2 separate regions of the Homo sapiens genome follow, and region 1 is linked to region 2. A link is an interaction called in ENCODE POLR2A ChIA-PET data of the cell type or tissue named here. Cell type or tissue: A673. All regions are shown on one strand. Each heading gives the region's core, and the rest is flanking DNA. Links, peaks and the distances in the headings are about the cores only.

The links. Peaks named below come from ENCODE experiments on the same cell type or tissue, not always from the same donor. Only the 100,000 strongest peaks of a DNase experiment are listed, where the experiment ranks them.
Region 1: POLR2A ChIA-PET joins it to region 2 with 5 read pairs; 2 of 35 experiments call an interaction of 5 or more read pairs at or near these places.

What each region holds. Positions count from the first base shown.
Region 1 is chr17:7,215,587-7,220,586 of GRCh38, reverse strand. It overlaps DLG4 (discs large MAGUK scaffold protein 4), which reads left to right and starts at 2,960. Exons shown (of 20, transcript NM_001321075.3): 1 at 2,960-3,469. The coding sequence starts at 3,440. ACADVL (acyl-CoA dehydrogenase very long chain) reads right to left here and starts at 649. Exons shown (of 20, transcript NM_000018.4): 1 at 541-649; 2 at 390-465; 3 at 58-123. The coding sequence starts at 602. RefSeq lists enhancers at 1-357, 4,630-5,000 and a silencer at 316-525. In A673, for the core only: no CTCF peak of the experiment used is centred there; DNase peaks (open chromatin) are centred at 736, 2,906 and 4,776; H3K4me3 peaks cover 3,342 bases; H3K27ac peaks cover 4,677 bases.
Region 2 is chr17:7,357,895-7,365,031 of GRCh38, reverse strand. No RefSeq gene overlaps it. Among named protein-coding and RNA genes, the nearest start is that of TMEM95, 6.3 kb to the right of the region's middle. In A673, for the core only: no CTCF peak of the experiment used is centred there; no DNase peak of the experiment used is centred there.

The sequences.
Region 1 (5,000 bases), core at 1-5,000, 140 kb after region 2:
AATTTCAGGGCTCTGGTTGGGTCTGGCTAAGGTCCACCTGGCCTCGGGGCTACCTACCGCCTTGGCCGGTTTTTTCCTGGTCAGAGCGTCAGAGGGGTGGGAATCTGACTTGTCCAGAGCCAGCTGGGAAAAGAGACGGTTAGCAAGTTCAGGGAAGGGACTTCCGCTGTGTCAAGGGGAGAACAGGCGAGAGCCGCGCGGGGAGGCGGCGCGAAGCGGTGACCTTTCCCCTAGTTTCGCCCTAGGGCACCCTGGCTTGCCCTTTCCCCTACTTTCGGCGACTGAGCAGTAGGCAGGTACCTGGCACCAAGAGGGAGATCCCTGCCGATGGCGGGCGCCGAAGCGGACCGCCGCTCCCACACCCCCTTGCCAAGGCTGCGGTGACTTACCTGAGCGGCACCCCCGGCATAGGGCCGCCGGGCAGGGCCGGGCCGGGGCTGCCCCAGGAGCGCCGTGAGCCGCGAGCTGTGGGGAGTGGGGGTTCAGTGCCGGCCCGGTGCCCAGGGCCGCTGCCCACCGTCCCTCTTGTCACACACAGACCTTCCGCCCCCGAGCCTCAGCAGCTGCCGCCCCAAGCTCGCGGCCATCCGAGCCGCCTGCATCTCCGAATCTCTCCGGGCGCCGCTGGCTCGAGCTCTGACCCAGCTCTGGCGTCCTGCACGCCCACGTCCTGGCGCCCCTAACCCTGACTCATCGTCCACAGTGCACCGGGCGGCGGACGGTTGCGGGCCCCGGGGCATGCTGGGAGCTGTAGTTCCCTGGAGCCCGGCCCTGCGTTCCGCTGACTTAGAGGGATCTCCAAGCGTCCCTCGTCTCCCCCAAACTCCTTAATCCCGCCCGTCCGACCTAGAGTCTAGTCCTCCGACGGGGTGATGGGATAGGATGGGACAGAAGAGGAAGGGGCTTAAGTCACTGCAGCCAGAGGGATGGAGGTGGACTGAAGGGAGGGCTTCTCCGGTGGGGTTAGAAGGGAAAAGTAGGGAAAGAGAAGTGTAAGGTAGATGGCAGAGGCAGAGACATGGAAAGACAGACTCTAGGGTTCCTGATGAAATCTATCTCGGCCAACACAAAAGGGAGGGTACAGTGGTGGGGGGCACCCAAGCTAGGGTGTGAGTACCCTAAGTGTATTCTTCTGAGATGTAGGCCATTCACTAACTCTTGGAACAGCTACAGTTTCACAGTAGGAAGACCCCCCCAGATTCACTGCCCCTCCCTTAGTAAAGCCTCTGAGACCTTCCTGAACATTCCCTTCTGTCTTTGCCCTCTGTTCCTTCCAGAGACCATGTGCCCAGGCAGATGGATTCCTCCCGGGCCTGAGAGGAACTGCAGGAATTCTCCTGCCTCTTACCCGTAAAACCCCAACTTCTCTAGCCCTAGGGCAGGAAGTCCCAAACAATTTCTACCCCTTTTTCTGCAATTCTCATTGGGGTGAGAGGAGGCCCAGGAGGAGAGAGAGCTGGGCTCAGCTTCTTTTTGAGCTGCTGGAGCCCTCTGTGAGGAGGCCCTCTTTGCTGGCTTCTCAGGAGAGCGTGGCTAGGTTCTGCCTGCCTATGGGAAGAGGGGGCCAGGGTGTGTGGAGCAAGATGGTGGCGGTGCTGGTGCCTTGGGACCTGGGGGAATGGGACAGCTGGTCGGCTCAGAGACGGCCTACTTTACTCACAGCTGGAATTTAGTGGGGAGAAGCAGCTCAACTCCAATCCTGGAGGATTAGGGAGATTAAAGTGAGAGAAGAGAGAGATGTCCCAGAGACCAAGAGGTGAAAAACAGGGCTCCTTGTGGAGGGGAGGTCTGGGAGCGAAGTGGGGGGCTGGGGCTCGGAGATCCTTCTCCCCAAATCTTTCCGTAGGGGCTGGGGTGAAGGGCACAGTCTGGGGAGATGAAGTGACAGTGTGTTCATCTTCCTGTGTTGGCATCTTCCCTGTCCCAATTCTCCTTGCATCTCACTAGCTCCCAGGTCAGCCCTCTGGCTCCTGGCACCCCCACTGCTGCGGTGGGCACCCCCACTCCTCACAGTGCTGCATAGCGACCTCTTCCAGGCCTTGCTGGGTGAGTAGCCCGTTTTCTGAGGGACCTGGGCCTCCAAGGGCCATTACTGAACTTCGGGGGCTGTTTGGGAGCCCAGAGATCATTTGGTCCAAGCTGGAGCACCATGCAGGGTCCTGCCTATGGTGTCCTCCATGAGTGTGGACCAGCCTTGGCTGAAAGGGCTCCTCCCTTGCCAGCCAGCCAGCAGCGGTGATGACAGGGGTGATGTGCCTGGAGAGGCCTGGGGTGGGGAGGTAACTCAGTTCTGTTCCTGTGACAGACATCCTGGACTATTATGAGGCTTCCCTCTCAGAGAGTCAGGTAAGGAGGTGGGGGCGAGCGCCTAACTTCCTGAGGGGCAGGCAGGGCTGGAGGGGTGAGCCAAATATCACTAATATTACCTGGAATCTTGGGGGCCCTGCTGACAAAAGCCTGAGTCAGTGGCCCAGGGACTTGGGGCACCGAGAATGCACTCTCTGTGGTCCTGTACCCACTCTCCCTTTCTTCCTCGTTTTCTTTGGCTGCCCCAGTTTCAGGCACTAAAGAGTCTAGGGCTTAACTTTTTAGGTTTCCCCCTGAGAAACCTGAGGGAGAACTAGGCCCCCAGGGATTGCCTCCTTCAGCTCCTCCCTCACACCCGACCCCCTACCGCCTGCCGAGAGGCCTCCCTCCCGTATTCAAATAACCGTGGGTGCTCCCAGCCCAACTATAGATGCTTCCTTCTCTAAGAAATGAAATCCAGCCTCATCGTCTTTGCTGTCATCGCTGGTGGCTGGCCAGGTCTCCATGTTTGCCTCAGGGGCCTCTGTGCTTCTGCTTCTATCTCCTTTCCCATTATCCGGGTTCCTGCCAGCACAGAAGGAGTTAACTCTGCCAAGGCACCCCCCCCATTCTGGCTCCTAGCTCCCTCCCTCCCTCCCCCTGCTTCCTCTCTCCTCCTCTCTCCCCTTCCCTCTTCGGCTCCACGGCTCCCTCGGCCGCTGCCGTTTCCAACCCCCCCACCCCACTCCCCCGCCACGGCCCCTAGCCCCTGGCCGTTTGGCAAGACCCCCCCCTACCCCGGGGCTCCCCGAAATCCAGTTCCCCTCCCCCACCCCAGCTCATGCCCCAGCCCCCGAACTCCGGGGCTGCCAGCCCCCGGTGCCCCCGCCCCTCCTGAGAATCGGGGTGTGCTCCCCAAGCCCCCTCCCCTCCACTGGGGAGCCCCTTTTAGGGCCCCCTTCCCCTCCCTCCCACGCTCCCCTCCCCTTCCCTTCTCCAACCCCCTCCTTCCCCTCTCACCCCTCCCCCCATCCTGGCCCCCCCTGCAAAAGTGGGGTGCGGAGGGGGGAGGGGTGAGAACCCACGGAGGGGAGGAACGAAACTCCGATGAAGTCAGAGCCCCTTACCCGCCGCCGCGGCCAGGCCCCCCAACATGGACTGTCTCTGTATAGTGACAACCAAGGTAAGCATGATGGGGGGGCTATAAACTGGGGGGAGGGTATGAGTTTGTGGGGAGGGGTTAGTAGGCCTTATCTGGGACTGGCGCCCCTGGAGTGGCAGCATCAGAAGTAAGATGTATTTGGGGGTCTTAATTTAGTTTTGGGGTTCACATCTGAGAAAATGCAGGATTTGGCCACAGGTGCCCCCTGGAGTGATCCCTTTGTACCTGTAGGGATATGGAAAATTTAGGATATTCCATGGTTCGGGGGGCCTGGCGGGTTTGGGGGTTCATCAGCGCTGTTTGAGGGAGACTTATTTAAGGAGAAGCCTGGCTCATAAGGGAGTCCTGCTGGTGTATGTGGGAAGGTGGGCTATGTTGGGGGGTTCCTCTTTCCTCCCCAGGGAAAAGCTGGCTTCCAAGGGCCTTGTCCAGTTTTGGGGGGCTCCTGGCATGGGGTAAAGGTTATTGGTTGTGAGTGCCTGACTGATCTGGGGGTGTCAGCTGGCAGGGAAGGGGTGGGCCTTCAGACTCTAGAACAAGCATCTCGTGGTGGCTGCATTTAGGGATGCTCTCTCAATTTGAGGGAACTGTTAATTTAGGGTTCAGTCATATAGAATGGAGGTAGTTGGAAGTTGTCAGAGGGCTGGGGCCCTGGCATGGGATCACCTGAGGGAATGGACCAGGTGAGGCAAGGATTTGGGGGTACTCCCATAGGAGGCAGAAGATTGCAGCAGCCGAGCTTGCCAGCCCCTGAGGAGGAGGATGAGAGGCTTAGGGAGAGAGGGGATTTGAGGAGGGGGACCGGGTGGGTGGTGCACAATTTGGGGGTGGCCCAAAGGCAGGTGCCCAATATCCCCATCTCCTCCCACACTGTATCTAGCCCTGATCAAGAGAGAGGGAGAAGAGCAGATGTGGGGACTGTTCCAGATACCCCTGACGCTTGGGATCAAGGTGGGGGAGGACACCTGGATTTAAGGGTCCCTGAGGGCTTATGACCGAAGTTACTGAGGTTACTGGGGTGAAAAGGTGTAGGAGGAGGGCAGGGCTGGCAGCGATGGGGATCTGTGCAAGAGTGTCCCTCTGGTTGGAGCCTGGCAAAGGCAGGAGATCTCGGATGGAGCACAGGCGAGCTCCTGGTGGGATGCAGATACCTAGGCTCTCCTTGGAGACTCTGGGACTGGAGAGCTGGATGCCTGGTGTGTGGAGGGAGGCTTGGGCGGGTGGCAGGCAGCTGGGGGCTGGGGGGTGGGACAGGAAGTGGGGGCCGGGGGAGGCGGGGTCCGGGTGAGTCACAGGCTGGGGAGGGGGTTATATTTAGTGGGAACTGCAGCTTTTCATGGGAGGGAGCTGAGGACACACATGTTCCCTGCCACAAACTCACACATGTGTGTACACATGCATTGTGCACGTGTGAGGATGGTTGGAAGAGATTGGGGGCTGAGGACCTTTAGATCTGGAGCCCCCACCCTCTCTCCACCAGGGCGACTTTCTTGTCCTTCATTCTGTGGGTTTCGGGCTTTCTCCCAGGCTGCCTCTTCCCCACATCCCCTGT
Region 2 (7,137 bases), core at 1,203-6,202:
GAGACAAGCCGTATAAGGCAGCATGGCTTCTGTCTGGCTCTCTTGGATCACTCCCTCTGGGGGAAGCCAGCCACCATGTCAAGAGGACACTGAAAGCCGGGCATGGAGGCTCATGCCTGCAATCCCAGCACCTTGGAGGCCAAGGCGGGAGGATCACTTGGGGTCAGGGGTTCGAGACCAGCCTGGCCAACATGGTGAAACCCTGTCTCTACTAAAAATACAAAAGTTAGCCGGACATGGTGGCAGGTGCCTGTAATCCCAGCTACTCGGGGGCTAAGGCAGAAGAATCGCTTGAACCTGGGAGGTAGAGGTTACAGTAAGCCGAGATCGCACCACTGCACTCCAGCCTGGGTGACAGAGCGAGACTCCGTCTCCAAAAAAAACTGCTTAGACTGTCTGACACGCTGTCACCGTACACATTAGTTATCATTAACTCCATTTTGCAGGCAGGAGGACTGAGGCTTAGGTTGCTGAAGTAATATCCCCCCGTGCACATGGCTAGGATGGACCCGGCCAGCCGTGTCATAAACCCAAGACATTTAGTGCCATGTCCTAGGCTCCTTTTTCTGTCCCACTGAACCAACTATCTGTTTTGAAGAAATAATACCTAGTGGCATAAAAAACACTGTTTGGGCCGGGCGTGGTGGCTCACGCCTGTAATCCCAGCACTTTGGGAGGCCAAGGTGGGCAGATCACGAGGTCAGGAGATCGAGACCATCCTGGCTAACCCGGTGAAACCCCATCTCTACTAAAAATACAAAAAAATGTAGCCAGTCGTGGTGGCAGGCACCTGTAGGCCCAGCTACTCGGGAGGCTGAGGCAGGAGAATTGCTTGAACCTGGGAGGCGGAGGTTGCAGTGAGCCAAGATTGTGCCACTGCACTCCAGCCTGGGAGACAGAGCGAGACTCCGTCTCAAAAAAACAAAACAAACAAAAAAAACACACTGTTTGATCATTGCCCTGGACTTCTTGAGTCAGGAATTCCAGCAGGACACTGTGGGGTTAATCTCTGCTTTACAATATCTGGTGTCTTGGAAAAATAAAAGTCTGGGGGTAACTGGACATCTGGGGGCTGTAATATCACTCATATGTGTGGCAGGAGATGCTGGCGTTTGGCTGGGACCCCTCATATGGACTCTTCCTGAAGTCTGGGCTTCCTCAGAGATGGTGACTAGGTTCCAGAGTGAGTCCCCAAGAGACAGAGAGTGGAAGGTGCCAGTTCCTTAAGGCGTGGGCCCAGAAAGTGGAGCAGTGTCACTTCTCCCACATTCCATTGGTCAGCCAGACACAGAGCCCAGATTCAAGGGAAGGATCCATAGAATCTGCCTCTCCATGGAAGGCAGGTCAGAGAGGATTTGGGGGCCACTTAAAAATGTTTCTGCACCCACAGCAGCCTCCCTTGTTTGGGAGGTGCTCAGAAATACCAGCCCTGTAGACCATATTCCAGTGGGCTGGCTTTATGTGCACAGAAAGAAACACAGGCCCGGTGCGGTGACTCACGCCTGTAATCCCAACAATTTGGGAGGCTGAGGTGGGCGGATCACTTGAGCTCAGGAGTTCAAGACCAGAATGAGCAACATAGTGAGATAGTCTCTACAAAAAAATTTCAAAATAGCTGGGCGTGGTGACATGTGCCCATAGTCCAGCTACTTGGGAGACTAAGGTAGGAGGATTGCTTGAACCGGGGAGGCCAAGGCTGCAGTGAGCTGTGATTGCACCAGTGCACTCCAGCCTGGGCTACAGAGTGAGGCCCTGTCTCAAAAAATAAATAAATAAATAAAATGCTTGGGACTGTGTCCCACATATACTGGCACTCACTCAGCATTAGCTGTTATAATATCTTGTTTAAATATATGCCTGGCCGGGCGCACTGGTTCACATCTGTAATCCCAGCACTTTGGGAGGCCAAGGTGGGAGGATCACCTGAGGTCAGGAGTTCGAGACTAGCCTGGCCAAAATGGTGCAACTCTGTCTCTACTGCAAATATAAAAATTAGCCGGGTATGGTGGTGCACACCTGCAGTCCCTGCTACTTGGGGGGCTGAGGCAGGAGAATCGCTTGAACCCGGAGGGCAGAGGTGGCAGTAAGCCGAGATCACTCCATTGCACTCCAGACTGGGCAGCAAAGTGAGACTCTATCTCAAAAAAAAAAAAAAAAAAAAAAAAAAAAAGACATGCCCTAGCTCTCTTCCTTGCCTGCAGTTTATAGACCTGGCTTTTTTTTTTTTTTTTTTTGAGACGAAGTCTTGCTCTATCTTCAGGCTGGAGTGCAGTGGCGTGATCTCAGCTCACTGAAACCTCCGCCTCCCGGGTTCAAGCGATTCCCCCACCTCAGCCTCCTGAGTAGCTGGGACTGCAGGCACGTGCCACCACACCCGGCTAATTTTTTGTATTTTAGTAGTAGAGACAGGGTTTCACCGTGTTAGCCAGGATGGTCTTGATCTCCTGACCTGGTGATACGCCCGCCTCAGCCTCCCAAAGTGCTGGGATACGGACGTAAGCCACCGCGCCCGGCCTGGCCTCTATTTACCCTGACATTCCAGGCTTTCCATCAGCAGCTCCCACTTGTTATATCTGCTCCTCAGGCCAGAGCTGTTCAAAGGTAGCCCTACCTGGAATCTCCACTTGAATGCCCCTGCCCGGGCATCTCAGATTCCATATGTTCAAGCTCACCTTCCTCCCTGAGCCCATCACTTCTCTGTGACCTCTCTGGAGCTTCGTGGCAGCGCCAACTGTACCCTGGACATTCTCTTCCTTCTTCTCTTCCTGCCATGCCCACATGCCCACTTCTCATCAGTAAGCAAGTGATCTACCTGTGTAATACTTCCTGGAATCTGGCCCCCACATGTCCCTGCGGCTTTATCTCTCAGCACTGCCCACCCAACGCACCCCCCACGGCCATACTGAATCACCTGTAGCTGCCCAAACACCTCCTGCTTTTTCATCTGTCATTGCCCAGGCTTGTCCTTATACCTGGGATGTCTTTCTCCTTTGGCTCAGGCACAACCTCTTCTGAGAATCCTTCTCTGAGCCCCTGGGGGTGTCCCTTCTCTAGACATCCCTCAGCTGTGTCACATCAAGGTGGTGGTGTTTCTTTACCAATCCATCTTCCCTCCAAACCATGCCCTGCCCTATTAAACCACCAGCTAACAGGTTTTTTGTTTGTTTGTTTGTTTGTTTTCGAGACCGAGTCTCGCTCCATCACCCAGGCTGGAGTGCAGTGGCATAATCTTGGCTCACTGCAACCTCCTACTCCTGGGTTCAATCGATTCTACTGCCTCAGCCTCCAGAGTAGCTAGGATTACAGGCACCTGCCACCACACCTGGCTAATTTTTGTATTTTTAGTAGAGATGTGGTTTCACCATGTTGGCCAGGCTGGTCTCGAACTCCTGACCTCAGGTGATCCAACCACCCTGGCCTCCCAAAGTCTGGGATTACAGGCATGAGCCACCGTGCCTACCCACCTAGTGGTTTTTTATCTTTGTTTCCACAGTGTTTGGCACATGGCAGACTCCAGGGTATGTCCTTGACAACCCCAGCCCCTTCTCTGAACCCTTGTGATATAAATTCCTCTAGTAAGCTCTTCCTGAGCATGTGGCATGAGAGGTTGGAGGAGTTTGTGTTTCTTTCTTTTTTTTTTTTTTAAGACAGGGTCTCACTCTGTCACCCAAGCTGGAGTGCAGTGGTGTGATGTCAGCTCACTTCAGCTTTGACCTCCTGGGTTCAAGCGATCTTCTCACCTCAGCCTCCTGAGTAGCTGGGACCACAGGCATGCGCCATCACACCCAGCTAATTTTTTTTTTTTTTTTTTTTTTGAGACGAAGTCTTGCTCATCCCCCAGGCAGGAGTGCAGTGGCGCGATCTCGGCTTGCTGCAACCTCCGCCTCTTGGGTTCAAGCAATTCTCCTGCCTCAGCCTCCCAAGTAGCTGGGATTACAGGCATGTGCCACCATGCCCAGTTAATTTTTGTATTGTTAGTAGAGACGGGGTTTCACCATGTGGGTCAGGCTGGTCTCGAACTCCCGACTTCGTGATTCACCCGCCTTGGCCTCCCAAAGTGCTGAGATTACAGGCGTGAGCCACTCGCCCGGCTGACACACCCAGCTAATTTAAATTTTTTTTTGTAGAGATGGGGGTCTCACTATGTTGCCTAGGCTGGTCTCAAACCCCTGGGCTCAAGCGATCCTCCTGCCTCGGCCTCCCAACATGCTGGGATTACAGGTGTAAGCCACTGTGCTTGGCCTCAAGCATTTTATATTAGCTTATTTAGACTTCACAGCAATCCCATAAGGTAACTACTACTGCATTTCATTGAATTTATCACGAATTTTAATATATCAATTGTAATATATACTATTATTTTATTTTTTAATATTTAAATTTTTTATTATTATTTTTTTGAAATGGAATCTTGCTCTACTGCCCAGGCTGGAGTACAGTGGCGTGATCTCAGCTCACTGCAACCTCTGCCTCTCGGGTTCAAGTGATTCCTCTGCCTCAGCCTCCTGAGTAGCTAGGATTACAGGCACCTGCTACCACTCCTGGCTAATTTTTGTATTTTTAGTAGAGATGGAGTTTCACCATGTTTTTCAGGCTGGTCTTGAACTCCTGACCTCAAGCAATCCACCCACCTCAGCCTCCCAAAGTGCCGGTTTTACAGGTGTGAGCCACCGTGCCCTGCTGATATACCATTATGTTATATACTGCTAAGAAAAAAATACTATCCACTAAGCCATGGCATACCTTCAGTTTAAGATGCATTCTGACTTCAGAGATGTTCAAATGTAAACAGATTAAAAACGTTATATAGAGTCAATAAAATACATTTACTGCATTTAAAAGATGAGGAGGCGAGGTGTGGTGGCTCACACCTGTAATCCCAGCACTTTGGGAGGCCGAGGCGGGCGGATCGCCTGAGGTCAGGAGTTCGAGACCATGCTGGCTAACACGGTGAAAACCCGTCTCTACTAAAAATATAAAAAATTAGCCCGGCGTGGTGCTGGGAGCCTGTAGTCCCAGCTACTTGGGAGGCTGAGGCAGGAGAATCGCTTTAACTAGGGAGGCAGAGGTTGCAGTGAGTGGAGATCGCGCCACTGCACTCCAGACTGGGCGACAGAGCGAGACTCCATCTCAATAAATAAATAAATAAATAAATAAATAAATAAATAAATAAATAAATAAAATAGAGAAAACAGGCACAGAGAGGTTAAATAACTTGCCCACGGTCCAGTAAGAGACAAAGCCAGGATTTGATTGAAACCAGGCAGCCCAACTCCAAAGCCCAAATTCTTAATCATCATTTGATGTGGGGCTGGGGGTCGTGAGCAGTGTGGAGTTTTCAGGGAGGCCAGCGCGGCCGCTGAGGGTGAAGAGCATTCCAGGAGAGCAGGCAGCCTGGTGGCGCCTCTGGGAGACTGGGATCCACTGTGAGAGGGTTCTGGGTGGGCTGGGGCTATGGAAGGATGGGACAGACAGGATAGAGATCCTTGAAAAATAGGCAGGACTGGCCGGGCATGGTGGCTCAGCACTTTGGGAGGCCGAGGCGGGCGGATCACTCGAGGTCAGGAGTTCCTGACCAGCCTGGCCAACATGGTGAAACCCCGTCTCTACTAAAAGTACTAAAAAAATTAGCCAGGCATGATGGCGTTGCCTGTAATCCCAGCTACTTGGGAGGCTGAGGCAGGAGAACTGCTTGAACCTGGAAGGTGGAGGTTGCAGTGAGCCAAGATCGCGCCACAGAAGTCCGGCCTGGGCATCGCAGCGAGACTCTGTCTCAAAAAAAAAAAAAATAGAAAGAAAGAAAGGAAGGAAGAAAGAAAGAAAGGGAGGGAGGGAGGAAGGAAGGAAGGAAGAAAGAAATGGGCAGGACTGGTTGGCCTCCTGAATATTGACTGTGAAAACAAGGATGGCTCCAAAATGTTGAACCTGGAAAGAGGGGACAGCAGGGGAGGGTACGGGCACCTACTGCCGTCCAGAGCAGGCAGGAAATGTGGCTTCCCATCCCTCTTGGTGGGTGGATACTCACTAAGTCTTTGTCAAATGAATGAATGAATGAGTTGTATGATCTTGGACAAGTTATATGATCTTACATGATCTCTGGGTCTCATTTTTTTCATGTGTTATATGAAGGGATTGGAATTGAATGTGTAAAACAAAAAGAGAGATACTTGGCTGAATGCAGTGGCTCATGTCTGTAATCCCAACAACTTAGAAGACTGAGGCAAGAGGACTGCTTGAGGCCAGGAGTTTGAGACCAGCCTGGTCAACATAGTGAAACCTTGTCTCTTAATATATATATATATTTTTTTAATTTTAAAAATCGGCTGGGTGTGGTGGCTCATGCCTGTAATCCCAGCACTTTGGGAGGCCGAGGCAGGCAGATCACCTGAGGTCAGGAGTTTGAGACCAACCTGGCCAACATAGGGAAACCCCATCTCTACTAAAATACAAAAATTAGCCAGGCATGGTGGCAGGCACCCGTAATCCCAGCTACTCAGGAGGCTGAGGCAGGAGAATTACTTGAACCCAGGAGGCAGAGTTTGCAGTGAGCTGAGATCATGCCACTGCACTCCAGCCTGGGCAACAGAATGAGACTCTGTCTCAAAATAATAATAATAATTTTTAAATTTTTAAAATATATATATTGAAAAAAAAGGGCGAGGTACGGTTGGGTGCAGTGGCTCACACCTTAATTCCAGCACTTTAGGAGGCTGAGGTGGGTGGATCACATGAGGTCAGGAGTTCGCCACCAGCCTGGCCAACATAGTGAAACCCCATCTCTACTAAAAATACAAAAATTAGCCAGGCGTGGTAGCGGGTGCCTGTAATCCCAGCTACTTGGGAGGCTGAGGCAGGAGAATCTTTTGAACCCGGGAGGTGGAGGTGGCAGTGAACCAAGATCGCGCCATTGCACTCCAGCCTGGGCAACAAGAGCGAAACTCCGTCTCAAAAAAAAAAAAAAAAAAAAGAGAGAGAGAGAGAGGTACTACCGTGGAAGGGGTAGGAGTTCTTCTACCCATCCTTAGGACCTCTCTGGGTACCCCAAACAATGATTCTAACCCTGGCTGTGGGTTACAGTAACCAAGGCCCCATATAGGACCACTTATTCCAGAATCTCTGGAGCTGGGGCCAAAGCAC